2 separate regions of the Mus musculus genome follow, and region 1 is linked to region 2. The links are chromatin loops, found by intact Hi-C in ENCODE. Cell type or tissue: left cerebral cortex. All regions are shown on one strand.

What was found. Hi-C counts contacts between places; a loop is a spot of excess contacts. Peaks named below come from ENCODE experiments on the same cell type or tissue, not always from the same donor. Only the 100,000 strongest peaks of a DNase experiment are listed, where the experiment ranks them.
Region 1: a loop joins it to region 2, with 2.1 times the contacts of the local background. A loop is called at or near these places in 2 of 42 quality-filtered maps.

What each region holds. Positions count from the first base shown.
Region 1 is chr15:61,768,419-61,776,418 of GRCm38, forward strand. D030024E09Rik (RIKEN cDNA D030024E09 gene) reads right to left here and starts at 6,033. Exons shown (of 5, transcript NR_040350.1): 1 at 5,962-6,033; 2 at 4,389-4,480. In left cerebral cortex, CTCF peaks have their summits at 4,527 and 4,733; DNase peaks (open chromatin) are centred at 2,413, 2,606 and 4,788.
Region 2 is chr15:61,505,174-61,513,173 of GRCm38, forward strand. No RefSeq gene overlaps it. Among named protein-coding and RNA genes, the nearest start is that of Gm24696, 150 kb to the left of the region's middle. In left cerebral cortex, no CTCF peak of the experiment used is centred here; DNase peaks (open chromatin) are centred at 3,892, 4,605, 4,681, 5,086 and 1 more place.

The DNA of each region.
Region 1 (8,000 bases), 260 kb after region 2:
AACTTAGAAAACACTACCTGCTAATTGACTGGCACCCTGTCTGACAAGCAGTCAGCCACCTCCTATAGGCTCAGCAATCATCTCTCTTTCATGAACAATGGCCTGACAAGGCCCATGTGTCTTTCATAAGTGCCAGTGGAAAAAGGGAACTGAAGCATTTAAACTTTGATCTCCAGGAAGATGACCCAACCAGGAAGGAAACTCCTATGTTCCTATTGAAAGCCATGGGCCTCGGGCTATGTGATTTAGGAAAGCCAGTGCCAGTGCTTGTCTTTCTGGATTTTCCCCCACTCAGTGGAAGTGGACATCAAGATCCTTCCTGGATCTGACAAAGCACCGTCCTGAGCTATGGGAGATAGGAGAAGGCCTGCTGACCTTCCTTCTCCCTCTCATTCCAGTCCATTCCAGTATAATACCTTACCATGAATTCTGCTTTTAATTTAGGAATGAACTAGTCAGTTTATCATCAAATTAGGGAAGCCCTAATAGTACTGTTGAGAATTCAACACACCAACACTGAAAAATAATCTGAAGATCACAGGCCTGGCACTGGGAAGCCATGGCACTCTGGCTCACCAAGGTAAGGGTCAAATTTGATCCAGGTGTGCAGATGACCATGTATCTCCTATGCTTTAGGGCAAACCAGATAGATGTTACTATAAAGCCTTTGTCCACTTTTCTTGTGTCTTTTCCATACTGACAGCTCCTAACCTTGCAGAATAGAAAGTCCTTAACAGCTCACTGAATATCTCTGTCTTATCCTTCCCAACATGAGGAACATCAGAAGAGAGCATGACTATTAAATTCAAGAAGCACAGGATGACAAGTCTGTAGAAGTGATTATGAATAAATCCCAACAGTGTGGTTCACCACCCACACCAATGGTTTACATCCCCAAGTGAAAGACAAACACACAACCTTTATATTTTGATATGCCTTAAACAGTACAAAAGCTGATCCACTGCCTAGCCTCCATATCGTTAATCCTGAGTTATTATTTACTAATTCTATACTCTACCTTGGCTGCTCCAAACCTACTTATAATGTCCTCTGGGTGAGCTTTCTTAGTCCAGAGCCCAGGGCACTCTCCTTGCTTGTCTACCACATTGAAGCCTGTCTCTCTCGCCTTTGTCCACACTCCCCACTAAGCATGGTGGATCAACCCCTTGTTCTTCCTGATCCTGGCTCCAAGCCCAGGAAATCGTAAAATCCCACCTCTGTCTGTCCTTCCCAGTTATTGGCTGTTGGCATTTTTATTTACCAATCAGAACTAACTGGGGACAGGTTCCCATAAGCAGTTTGGGGGCTAGGGGTAGAGACATCATTAACATTTGTAATAAAAATTCTTCATCCTATAGGTTTTTTCCCTTTGTTTATTAGTTATTTATCAGGTTGACACATTATAAAACTATCCTTGAAAAAACTTGAGCAACCTAAATTTCTGGTGCAACAAATTGGTAATTTTGGCTGTGTCTTAGAAGCCACAACTATTTCTCATATACCTTTGCACTAGCAGGCAACAAGGGTACCTGTCATCCCAAGACTGTGTCTCAAACCCAAGGTCACCTGTCTAGTTTAGGCATGAAATCAAGATCTGCATTATTCATCCAAAGTATTGTAGCCTCTGTCTCTTCCTGTTTTAAACACTGAAAATAAAACAAAGTCAACAAACTGTGCATTTTAAAGAGCATCTATTGCACTTGAAGGATAGAAAGAAAAGTAAATAATTATAACTGAGGATGTCAGTTAACTTCCAGAAGAAAGGCAGAAACCTTGAGCAAGAGTGTTAGAAACAAATTTTGCAAAGCGAAGCCCGGGAGCCTTAAGCCTACACGATGAGCTATAGGTCACCGAGGAGAGCTGGGAGCAGGAGAGATCCTCTTCCCCTGGGAAGAGCACAACAGTTGTTTGTTCAGTGCCAAATGGTCAGCTCTGAAAACATACACACAAGTAGCATTGCACAGGTTGAGCAAGTGATATTCAGAAATATATGCATGCAAGAACAATTCATGTAAGAAGAGGCCATGGTTTTGAGAGATAGTGGAGAGGGGTGATGGGAGCATTTGGATAATGGAAAGGGAGCAATAAATGTTGTAATTATATTATATTGTCAAAAAAAGTTTTTATGTAAGAGAGAGGGGAGGGAGGCAGGGAAGGAGGGAGTGAGAGACAAGGACAGGGAGATTATTAGGCATAAGTTCTAGAAATGTTCAGAGGACACAAAACAAAAGAAGGATCTGGGCATAAGGAACTTAAAAACCAGCATGAAATTCTCCAAGGACAAGGAGACATGGGGAGACAGAATGTAAGAAAGCCAAGGCATTACAGCCTGCAGGAGCTCAGCCTCCTGCTGTGTGGGCTGCATTTTGTCCTGCAGGAAACCTCTCAGAAAATGCTCTTACACACAAACTCTGCGGTGAGGGAACATATGTTCTGTCAGGGCCAAGCTTTCAACCACGTGGGCTGGAATTGAAGAAGAATCACCGGTAAGAGGTCACCTCTGGAGCACAGGAGGCAAATGTCAGGGCTTCCCATGGCGGCAGCAGGATCTGACAGCCAGCTGGACTTGAGAAGAGGAAGTGATGTTTGAAAGAGAGGGGCTTTTCCTATTACACTGACTCTCTGAGGTAGCGGGGGAGACAGGAGCTGCTTTGGCAGCAAAAGAATGACTCATGAGTAAAATATTTTGGCTTTGAGCTGCTCATGAAGTGTGCACAGAAACTTGTACCCGAACACACAGGAAATTGATATTAAACAGGGAATTTAGAGGAACCAGGAACACACGGCTTAACCCGTGGAGTGCTTGTTGCGTAAACATGAGGACCTGAGTTTGATCCCTCAGAATGCACATAAAAAAACCTGGGTGTGTTGGTGCACTTGTACTCCAGTGCCATAGATTACAGCAGAGACAGTCAACAGAGACAGGTGGGGATTCCTGGGACTCACTGGGGCAAGTCTTTCTAAATTCCTACGCTCCAGAGTCCGTGAAAGACCCTGTCTCAAAAATCGAGACAAAGAGCAACTAAGAAAAACAGTGAAGATGAATCTCTGCCCTCTGTGTGCATGAGAACATGTGTACATGTACCACACACACACACACAAACGTGCGCTTTGATGCACATCTGTACACATGTGCACATAAAAGAAGAGAAAAGCTACAGTCACATCTAAGAAAGATGGTGATTAAGGCTGGAGAGATGGCTCAGTGGTTAAGAGTGCTTGTGGTTCTTGTACACACAGATCCCATTCCCAGCACCAACGTGGCAGCTTACAACCAACTATAATTGCAGTTACAAAAAAATATCTATATAATTGCTCTCTGTGGACACCAGCATGCACCTGCCACACATACAGATACATGCAGGCAAAACACCCATACACGTTGTGCTGACTAGGTTTTATGTGAAAAAATGGTTCCACTAGATTGGCCAGTGGGGCAAACGTGTGGTCCATTTTCTTGATTTATGATTTAAGTAGGAGGGTTCGGGCCATTATGGGAGATGCAACTCCTGGGCTTGTGGTACTGGACCTATAAGAAGGCAAGTTGAATGAACTAATAGGAGCAAGCTAATTCTCAACACTCGTCCAGGGCCTCTACCTACAGATTCCTGTCCTGAGTTCCTGCCTTGACTTCCCTTAGTGAGAGACTACAAGTGTAAATGGAAACAAACCCTTTCCTCCACAAGTTGCTTTTGGGAAAGATGACTTATTGCAACAATAGGAACCTTAAATAAGACTTATACACAATATATATATATATAAACATTTTTTCAATAGATATATCATTATTGGGTCCTTGGATTTTTAGATTCTATCTGTAAAATCTCAATCAACCATGAGTCTAAGTTGGAGTTAGAACAATATGACCTGTCAATACTGAACACATAAGTTTGGTTCCCATCATTTTTCCTAGCAGTGTAGTATAACTACTATTTACTGCCACTTACACAATGCTCAGTGTTGATATCCCACAGAGAAGGCTGTGAGTATATGGGAGACCATCCATGGTCACATATAAACACTCTTATACATGGACAGAAGTATTCACAGACTTGAGCATCTGAAGGGAGGAGATATGTTCTGGAGCAAATCCCCCAGATACTGAGAAATGGCTCTAGTATATTTTATGAGATATCCTCAGTTCTCCACATACATTATTCCATTTCATTGTATTAACAACAACCCTTTGGTAAGGAGAGCCATACCTCTGTACCTTCCCATCTTCTACTTTTTTTTCTCTTATTTTCTTCCTGCCCAAGATTTTATCCTGTCTCTGCATTCTCCCTACCTCTGCCCTCTCCCCACATCTACCTTCTCCACACACTCACCTTCTCCCAACCTCTGCCTTCACCCAATTTTTTATTATACTTTCTCCTCTCTCTTAGTACCTGAGAAAAAGAATCTTGGATCCAGGTTTTATATTAAGAAAATGATGGGTTCTTCTGAGTTGACGAACATGAAGCCAGCCAGGTGTGTTTACCTGTGGGTTTTATTAGATGAATGTGAATCAAAAACTGACTTTGTAAAGCTGTTGTTCTAGAGGCTGAAGACAGAATTGTGGAGGAAAGAGGAACACATGTCTTTCTGGAGTTTATATTATTACAAAGGGAGAAAAAGAATAGAAGATGAAAAATAAGGTTGATAAGGGGGAAGCCAACACAGACTGGGATTCAGGAGTTGGTCTGGAAAGGATGAAATGAGAGACAGGGGGGGTGTAGGCATCTGCTGAGTGCTGGAAAAACAGTTCACACTTTAGCCCACTGGCAGACCACAGACACGCCTTTTCTTCCTAACCACCATTTCCCAAAAGCGCTCTGGACTGTCACTCTTCTGGACCTGGCATGAATTCTCAGATAGTTTCCACGGTTTTCTTAGACACGGCTGGGAATGAAAATCTCTATTTCTAGCCATCAAGACAGACAGCACTTCTGTTGCCTCAATTTGATTGTGTATAAATCAGGGGAAAATGATTTGACTCTGAGCTTCAGTTGGCATTGGAACTTCTGTATAGATTGGGTAGCCAGAGAGCCCAAAGCCGGGAAAACACTTAGTGTTTTGTTCTCTCCTCCCCAAATGGCAACACTGACTTCTGAGCTCTCCAAGGTTCAACCTATAGGAAGAAAAATCTCACATAACCATTTATGTGTTGAGTTGGCACGGGCACTGTCCTCCAGTATTCCTCAGACCTGCATGTAGGAAGGTTGGTTCCTTTTTCCTAAAAGACACTCTCAGGTTTCTCTCAGACTCTTCATCAGTGACTATCAAATACCTCCATGTGGGACAGATCTTTTACCTAATATCCATCCTAACTTCAACCCTTAGTCTTTAGAGAAGGTAGTCCACCTTATCAACATGATCTCAAGGTTCTCTTTCTATTCTAGGATGACCCTCTATCCTTGGTTATTTCCTGCTTATGAGAAAGATGCAAGAATCCTTTCCAACCCCCATAATGAGAGTTCCTTCCTTCCCAGTGTGGTCCTTCCTCAGTGTTGTACAACCCAGTGAGGAAGAGTAGTGGCTATGTAGACTTCTTTGATTACTTTCCACCAGAAAACTGTCCAGTAAACCCCAAGAGAATAGAACACATGCTCAGAATGATTTTGAGTCCTCTAATCAACCATGGGGTAGGAACAAAATTGATTCAACTTTCCATAATCCATCCCCTTATATGTTTTTGTCAACTCAACCATTTCAAATCACAAAGTGTGGTCAATAAAATTCTTCAGTAAAGGCTTAAATGATAAATCATTTTAAATATTCAGGAAGAAATTAAAACAACCTTAGTGGGAACTCTCAACATGGCCAGAAGAAGAAAATTCTTGAGAGAAAAAAACAGAAAGAAATATCAAGGAAAATAGAAGAATAAAAGCAATTAATAAGAAGGGAAGGAAGGGGAAGAGACAAGGAAGAGAGTTTAAGAGTGAGGAAAAGATTGAGGGAAGAGGAGTAGAAACTACTTACATGAGAAAGGAGTGTGTAAACAAGTGCCCAGACTGTAAGATGGCACAGGGGACTGAGCGCTAGTTCTACATCACTTCCCTTCCCTAACGACAGTGATGCTGAAGGTTCTGTTTCAGCTTTGTCTACTCCAGTCCTGTAAGAATGGCTCAGAACTCCTCTTGCAATGAAAGGGTTCTTGCCTTATTCTTGATTCTAGCTAAACTCAAAGAGAGATGGTCACATTTTAACACTTTGTTACACACAGAAACTGAAGGAAAGTGACAGAAACCAGAGAGATTGCAACATGTGTTTGAAAAAGGCTTACTTGTATTTCGAATAAGAGCCCCATTAGCACTTCCGGGAGAAGTAGTCATGTATGTGGGTGCACTTCTAGCAGTGACATGTGGGGTGTCAGCAACCCAGCTTCATCTGAACTACAACATATTTCTCTATAGTTCATTGTAAAGGTTTAAAGCAACAAGCACTGCAGAGATTAACCAACTGGTCTCTAGTCCCACAGCTAATCAGAGAAAGAGGATTCCAGTCTATTTTCCTATGACCTCCAATCTCCATTGTGTTCATTTCCTATTGCTGCTGTGACTGTTACCAAAAATTCAATGTCACAAAGTCACACAAACTTACTCTCTGTGATTCAGGAGACAGGAGCCCCACTTGCCTCTACTGGGCTAAAAAGGAAATGGCCGGGATGGTTTCATTCCTTCTTGGGGATTTGGGGATACTGTGTGTTCTCCCCAGTCAGATTTTGGAGGTCACCTGCAACCTTTATTGTGGTCTTTTCCTGTCTCCAAAATGAGAAGTGAGGCCATCGTCTGACCCCTCTTGTCCTGGTATTTCTGCCATTAATTCATCTTCTTTGGCACTAAGACTCTTGACTCCTTCTTACATGAAACCTTTGGGGCCAAATTAAGTAAACCAAGATAACCTTGTTTCAAGATTCAGGAATGATCTGTATACTCAATGTCTTTTTACCATGTAAGTTAATATAATCAGATTGTGGAGACTAAGATGGGACATAAAGGGGACAGTAGGACACAGGTGGTGTGAAAGGAAAAGGGAAAAATGAAGGACCCTAGCCAGGGAAAAGGTATGATGGGTATTGCAAAAGGAGAGGGGGAAAAGATAAATAACACTGGGGGTTTTGGAAAGGGCCATATTAAGACATATTATTTTATAAGCATATACCATGTAAGCATGAAGATATAGATATATCGATATAGATAGTTTAGATGAACTTATTCTACACAGAGTGATGTTTTTCCAAGCAGCCATGGGACATCTAACAAGACCTCCAATTCTACGCTTGCATGCCTCCAATACACCTCCAAAACAATATAAGCTTTTTCCATTGCCCTTAGTTGCCTTGCCGATCTTGAATGTAAGACCCTATTGCTGAGACACCACATAATTTGGTCATAGTACCTGAAGAATCTCTCTGGAACAGACCTGGAAGCTTTCTTACCAAGGACTGGTTCTTCCAGTATGAGAAAGAGCTGTGCAAGCTTGCTTCCAAGAGTGAACACTTGCTTGAAGTCTGCAAAATATGACATCTGTCAACATGTCAACAAGGAATGGAAGAGAACTTCACACAGCCCCACCTATAGATACGGAGCTGAGGAAGGAAGTCTTTGTTTTCTCCAGAAACAAGTCCCTTCGTAGGTTTCCCGATGCTAAGGAATAGACCCGGGAAATGTATCTAAGAGTAACACCAGTGGAATTTGATAGATTTTTATATATACATATGTTATATACATACATATTGCATATCAGAATTATAGCACTCCAAAATTTGAGGAGGGGCCCAGGAGGAGTTGGAGGGGAAGCATACAGCATACATGTGTATGAATTATAAAATTATCAACCGGAAAAAAAAAAGTCAAATGCTCAGAACTTGGGAAAGGGTTGAAGAGCACTATCTCAAGTGGGTGACCATCGATGACCTCGTGAAGGAGGGCATTGAGCAGCAGCAGTGTGAATGTGTCACTGCAGGGTCTGGCTAAACCAGGATCTCCAATCGTAGGAAGCCTCAGGGTGACCTCATT
Region 2 (8,000 bases):
GAGCTTATTCACACAAGCTGTTCATTTGGGAGTCTTTCGAGTAGCCCTGAAAGCAAAAGACATAGCATGAATTGTGATTCCGTGCTGGAAGCCTCCCAGAGAAGGAGACCCCACCACCACTAGCAGGTGGGAAACACACTTGTCTGAACTGCCTTGGAGAATGGTTCAACAAATTGCTCATAATTTGAAGTTTTGGGGCCTTAGGAAAGCCATTACTGCTGTTCTCTGGAATCTTGACCCTTAGCAGGGTTTCCCTACTGACATGGTGACAGTCTTGTCTCTATCTGCCTAAATTGAGTGACCTTTTCTCCATTGGTTCAAAACACAGGCAGGGACCAAGAGTTTGTTAACAGACCTGTAGCCCTACATTAGTGTGTTAGGTCCCAACAAACTGTCAGTGAGTCAACAAACTGTCAGTGAGTCGACAAACTCAGAGAAAACATGGAAAGTTATTGAGTCCAATTTACACTTTCAAAAACAGTGAGTGAAATCAAGACGAGTGATCTGATTAATGAAAAAAAATACGCTATTTTGGCAGCAGACTTCCAATTCCTTACTGTAGCCCGTCTGTGTAACTAATAGCTTGCTACTAGTAGCATGCTCTGATACAGGAAAGCATCACCTATTACTGGCATTTTTCCTCTGTCATTCAGATTCCCCCCCCCCAAGGAGGTAGAAAAGCTTTAAAAAGATGAGAAGGAAGGAGAGGAAGAAGAAAAGAGGAGAGGAATGGAGAGACCACATTGAAAGACCTCTGAATGGACCACAGGGCCCCCAATGGAGGAACTAGAGAAAGTACCCAAGGAACTAAAGGGAACTGCAACCCTATAGGTGGAACAACAATATGAACTAAGCAGTACCCCGGAGCTCTTGTCTCTAGCTGCATATGTATCAAAAGATGGCCTAGTCGGCCATCACTGCAAAGAGAGGCCCATTGGACTTGCAAACTTTATATGCCCCAGTACAGGGGAATGCCAGGACCAAAAAGGGGGAGTGGGTGGGTAGGGGAGTGGGGGGGGAGGTATGGGGGACTTTTGGTATAGCATTGGAAATGTAAATGAGCTAAATACCTAATTAAAAAATGGGGAAAAAAAAAGAAAGACCTCTGAAGAAATAACCTCCACTTGTTTTCAAGTATGTGGGGGGTCACTGCCTTGCCTGTCTCTACTCCTACCTTACAACCTACAGAATACCTTGGGGTGAATCATTCTCCATCTGAACCGATTATTCCCACAGTAGCCTTTTTTTTTCTTCCCGCAACCATAAAAATCCAGCAGCTTGTTAATCATACAACTATTTAACCGAGTCCCTCCCTAGTCCTACAACTGAGCTCCAAGCCCATAATGTATAATCTACCCACCCACACATATTGAAATGAGATTATTGTTCCCACAGAAAAGCACCCCGTCATTGCACAAGTCCCAACTTTGTTCCAGAGGGTGATAAAAGGGAGGTGGAAAAGGCCAGGAGTTGTTTGATAGGCTTCTGAGGAAGGCACGACAGGATGAAAAGATTACCCTCCCAGGTACAGTCTGAAACAGCATGTAGGCAAACAGTCTCCTGAGCACACTCCCTAGGCCTTTGATGTAGGTGCCATCATGAATTCCTGATAGTTAAAGGAGTGGCAGAATTGGATGCACTTATCTCCAACAAAAGGGCATAGCTTCCAGGTAGGAAAAAGCTCCACAGAATACAGACACAGTCGGGAATCCAGACTAGGGAGTAGCTAGTCACAGCAGCACAGGGGAGCTGAGGTCATGTGGACAGGTCTGGATCCAGTGTCTAACTTGCTGTTTGATAGTCGGGTAAATAGAAAACACAATGACCAATAGAGTCCCAGCTATTTGTCAAGAGATAGGTTACTGGTAGCCATAAGCTATCCTCAGTAAACTTCATCACTTGTCCTGAATGAGACCTTTCCTCATCTAGCACTGTGATGATCTAGAAAGTTCAGAGTCATTGCATGGCTAAGGGTCAGCAAGCAGCAAACCCAGCGGTACTGACGTTTCCTTACTCACAGGAAGATTTTGTCACAATGGATTTTGGAGCAAGAGAGCTGTTACTTAGCTGCTCAAATTTTTAAATGGGATTTGGGGAAATTCAAGAGAAATATCTGTAATCAGCAGCTTGGGATGGCTTCTATTTCCTCAACCTTTTTAGAGACCAGTGAAGCCCTTGGATTAAAATGATGTATCAATGAAGATCATGTTTGAGGAAGCTAAAATAATTTAAACATTCTAATATTGAAAGATGCATCTAATGCCTCCTGTCCCTTTAGCTTTGTCAAACATTCTGTCCACAGGCCTTGACATTGGGATCTTTATGTGGAGTGTATGCTGTCTGTATGTAGCATGGTAACGAAAAATAATGGTAAAGAGAAAAATATGGTAGAGCTAGACCCCACTGCCTAACTATGTGACCATGGGGAGAACTCTCTGAGCCCATTGCTGGCTCAAAACTGTAGTTGATAATAAGAAGCCAAAGCTCTTGGGTTCAGACTCCATCTTAGAGAACCTACCCTAAGTTTGAATTCAGTAGCACCAGTTTCCAGGCTACTGCCCAACAAGACCTGTGTCTACCAGTTTCCAGCCTATTCCCCCCAAATAAATGTGCACCCCCAGATTACAAGCCCACCCTGATACTTCACTTCCTATCAATCACCAATCAGGAAAAAAATCAGGTTTATGGTTTGGCTCCCAGCATCAGCCAGTTATGTTAAAGCCCATAATGGTCCCCCAGTCAGATGTGTACCAAGCTACGTACTCCCTTCTTGCCTCTATAAATGTTTGCCTAAAACTAGGCTCAGGACTCCACCTTCCTGCTGTATCATGGTTAGTGGGGAGCCCAAGCTCAAGCCTGAATAAAGAGATCCTATTATGATTGCATCGGATTTAGCTCCTTGGTCATTTGGGGGTTCAAGAGCATTTTGTGAAACATATTTTGGTACATTCAACCAAATTACATAGCTGTTGAACGGAGTAAATAAATTAGTGTATGCAGAGCACACAGGGCAATGCTTGGCACATAGTGAGTGTTCTGTGACTGTTGGCTGTTGTGATTGTATTTACACAGCTGTGTCTCACAATACAAGGAGACCTCTGAGGAAAGTGATCATGTCTCACTCAATCATGCCTTCTAGACTCTAACAACCAGCTCGGAAAATTGAAGTCTGAATATACTTGGTAAATAAATAGAATTAAGGGAGCAGAGGGTACAAAGATGGCCGTCATCAATCTGAAAGTGTCTTAGCTTCCCAGGCGTTCACATTGTTGATTCTGCACTTACAATGGTATAGGAGAGTCAAGATCTTTTGCATTCAACTGTGTCTGATCCCTTCTCCCAGAAGGAACATGTAATAAGGGAAGGAAGCCAGTGTCTATTGAGTGCTTAGTGAATGAGAATCACTTAAGCAAACATCTTATTTGAGTCTCACTAATGCTCTGATATTTCTGTATTATTTGCTATCTACAAAAGGAAAAATGAAGACACGGGCATGGTCCACAGAGTTTGGGCGCACATAGGGATGCCTTTCTTCATCTCTCAGTTATAACTTTCCCTCCCTTCAATAACGAGAGAGGGCCTAGACAGGACTCTCTCCCCAGAAACAAAACATTACTGGCTTTCCAAACCAACCAGGAAAGAAGATGGTCTATTACCTTTAAATCCCATCCATAACGCTGCCAAGAAACAGGCAGAGTCATTAGTCTGTGTTTCTCTTTGGTACCATGGTTAGAAACAGGGAAAAGCAAAAGTGCTCAAACAGGTAAAATAAGCCCTCCAGTGAGCAGGTGGAAACTTGTTTAGAGAGCGAGCAAAGCTTGCTGAGCTTGTGCTGGGGAGAATCCAGCACAGCTGAGGACCAGAGACAGCATCCAGTGTGTTACGTAAATATCCTTTTAGTCACCAGCTTCCGCCTCCACTGCAAGAGGAGGAAAGGAAAAGAAATTTTGTGTGCGTTTTTCACCTTTCATTGTGTCGAACTGTGATTCTTGTTGTCCCAAAGGTTGACATGACTCAATGTCCTGCTTATGAGGATCCCATATTTGGGGGAGAAAGGCTCAAATGTATACTGAATGTGTGGGTTGCTTAGCTACATGAATCACTCATGTCCTAAGATAAAAATGTTAGAATTATTTTTGAATTTGCTACCAACTATTTTGAAACATAATTCTTTTCTTTAATGGAAAAACAAAATGTTGAGACTAATTTACCTTTCCCAGAGAAGAAAAACTGAAAAACCTAGTGTCTCAAGTAGGAAAAGACATAGAAAGAAGAAGAAGAAGAAGAAGAAGAAGAAGAAGAAGAAGAAGAAGAAGAAGAAGAAGAAGAAGAAGAGGAGGAGGAGGAGGAGGAGGAGGAGGAGGAGGAGGAGGAGGAGGAGGAGGAGGAGGAGGAGGAGGAGGAGGAAGAGGAACTCAACCAAGGAGCAAAACTTGCTTGTAGACCTCAAGGAGCTGAATAGCTGTTCGTCAAATGTTGCTGTTAGCACAGGGAGCCTCTCCAAAACCCCCTTACGGGATTGCCACTTAGATCCTCTTCAATACATCCAAGGGTGACAAGATATCGTCCTCTTAGTGGGAATTTGTATTTTAAAGAAAATATTCCACATGAGCAAAGCCAATGTTTGGCAGGCAGTGAGTAGCTGGGGCCCATGGGAATCTCTCTGAGATGTAGTCCTAATCTCACCTGGGACATGATCACAGTTCTACTGAGGGCTAAGGAATTCAATTCAAATGCATGTCAGGTGCATACTGTGGGAATTACATAGGAAGTCTTCAGAAGGTAGTGTGAACTATTCTAGCTTTATGGAAAGGGTGACATATGAGCCTAGACTTGAAGAGGAATAAAAGAGAAGACACATTTTCAGAGGCAAGAAGGAGCATGAAGTCTCAAGGCCTTAAAGGAAGATAGGAATTTGGCAACAGTTTTAATGGTAACTCTCCTTGCTCTAGGGCCAAGACCCCCTTCCTGTGGGCTTGCTTGAGAATGGTTCCTGTGTACACTTACAGGGGGTGTTTGCAGTTCATGTTTGAGTTTACAGTGTTTGCACCTGTTCGTGGGTCTCCCACATGCCAAATGCTGGGTTAGCTCTGAGTTCCTCCTTGATACCATGGTAACGGGGATGCTTATCAGCTCATGAGCAAGGAGTTCATTTCATAAGTGAGGCTAAGACAGATGGAACACACTCTAACCTCACAGAGCCCTTTTGTTACAGACAGAAGACTCTATTTTCACTTAGTGAAGTCTTCCACAGTAAGTGGAAGACTTTCTTTTCCTTGAGGCTATTACTGGCTCCACAAGACAATAGGTTGTGAGTCAATCCTTGGGGAATCAGTCCTCTTAAAAAAAATTCTCATTTAAATAATTACACATTGGCCTCTGGGTTGATGCAAATTGAGGGAATTCACTAGCAGGACTTTACTGGGAACATATGAGACATTATTTATAGTAAATGCAGTGCCTTCAATCATTAACCCATTCTCAGCCTTAAGGAAATCAACTATGGATCTAAGCCATTCTGAGAGTTTGACACTGAGTCAAACAAAAGGAAGACAGATTTTTTTTTTTTTAAGGAGAGGTGGAACAATTTTAAGGATGAAGTTCCCTTAGTGTTTTCAGGCTTGGTTTTTGGTTGTTTTTTTGTTTTGTTTTATTTTTTAATGATGATGATTTATTTTACAGGTAGCATCTGCATTACTGTTTACCTTTCCCCTTGCTATGACAAAATGCAAGACAAAAAGAAATGACAGATGGAGTGCTTTTGACTGGTCTCAGTCCACTGTGACAGGGATGGCTAGAGGATCAGAACAAACAGACCTTCAGCAGCATCAAAGCTGGGCAGCTCTTCTCATTGTATCCTAATCCAAGAAACAGAAGGCAGCTGATGCTGGTGCTCACCTGAACTCACCTTTGTGCCTTTATATTTGGTATGGGACCCTAGCCTGTAGGATGGTGCGACAAATCCACAGATTGGAGGCAGCATCTTTCTTCTTCAGGATGTCTCTGGAAACATTCTCATAGACATGCCGTAAGCTGCTTTCCTAGAGGAGCTCAAATCAAGATTGGTCACCACATCCTCCTGAGTTGATTCCTTGGTAGGCATCAGTTACTTCCATTAATTCTCTTCTTTGATACTCAGATGTTCTCTGAGGAAATATCTTGTTTCAGATACGGTGTGGGTCCCTGTCTGTCCTTAGGTTATTTGGGGGGGGAGGGATGACTTTTTTTCTGGCATCATGATTGGTTTAAACTGAACACTTTGCCACTGCTCATTCAATCAGACTGATCTTTGGAAACCAGGCTAGAAGAGTTGACTGCTAAGACCTACCTTTTTGTTGGAGGAGATGTGGGCCTGGAGCTGATGCCATTAGCAGTTCTAGCCTGAGGCCAAAACTGGAACATAGAACAAATTCATGAGAAATGTAAAGAAATAACTTCTAACGTAAATATAATTAACCTGCTGGTTCAGCTTGTACCCGAAGCCATTGCCTCTGGAGTTCTTAGTCATGTAAATAAATAATAATCTTTTATGCCCCAGCCCTACTTGAGTAGGATTTTCATTTTCTTTAAAATTAAAGCCATTCTGAAATTCGTTCTTCTACTTGGGCTGCCTTGTCTGGCCTCAGTGGGAGAGGCTGTGCACATCTTCACAGAGACTTGAAGTGTCAGGGTAGGAGGATACCAGGGAGCCACCTACCTACTCAAAGGAGAAGGGGAGAGGGTAGAGAGAAAGATTGTGGGACTGGGTGACTAAGAGGGGTGCAGTGAGCAGGATGTAAAGTGAGTTAGTAGATAAATTTTTAAAAGTTAAAGCAATTGTGAATGGGTTCAAGACCTTAACATGTCAGATAAATGAAAAGTACAGTCAGTACACAGTTGTGAAGCTGGGAAACTGAACTCACTAAATGGCCACAAATCTCCCTCTGAGACACCCTAGTGTATCCCTTGTATTTTACAAGAGAACAACCCATATTCCAAAGCATAATACCAAAAATATTAACAACAGATATGAAGAAAGTAAAACGAGGTTTGATTGTTAAATAACAATTTCCAAAAAAAAAAATTAGATAGAGAGAGTAGTTCCTAACTAAAAAGTTAGAAATACTTTTATATAAAGGAACCACGATTGTGTAAAATTAGACTCAGATGAAATCTCCCAATGTAGTAAAGCAGTGTCTCGAAATGCCTGTAAGAAGCATGAACTGCCATTGTTCTAAGGATAGGTAGATGGCTATGCTTCAAAACTGTTATGATTTGAGTGAGCGTGTTTATAATGCAGACAATGTTGATAAACTGACCAAGGAAATTTCTGCAATGCTCTTGAAACTTTCTTGCTCAACTTTTCCTTGAAAGTTGCCTTTGCATGATCACATTGATGTTACCTTTTATTTCAGTAAATACACAGCCTGATGCTGCTATATCGTACGAAACAACCTCACTTTTCTCCTTGCCAGACATTACTCTACTCAGGTAGACAAAGTGCTACTCATGTGACAAAGTAAAACTCGCTATTGAGATGGAGATTGGTGGCTCTATATGAAAGGCCCACGGTAGACCATTCTGCCATAGGAAACTGCCTTAAGACCATGATGTGTAAAGGCTGGCAAAGTCCACATAGCTAGCGGAGAAGGGAAAGTAGGATGCACATGTTTTTACGAAACCACTAAGTGAGTCATGTCCCCTTAGTTTGAATACAGTTATCTTCAAATCACCAACTGTGTCTCTTGTCTTTTCCTTGAATGAACAGATCACTCTGGCGATTATATAAACAGAATTGAAACAAAAGTAGGACAGAATGTTATTTTTTTTCTATTTTCGCTAAAGATTAATCATATGTGAGCCCTGTTGAAAGTTTAAGAAGCATTTTATAGACATCTGTATGATTAACAACTTGAAATACTACTCGGGGGCAGACCCATTTTCATCCTTCTGTGTGACAGAATTGAATTGATATTTGTGATCGGTCACACAATCTGATTAAATGGAACTTGTGGTGAGAG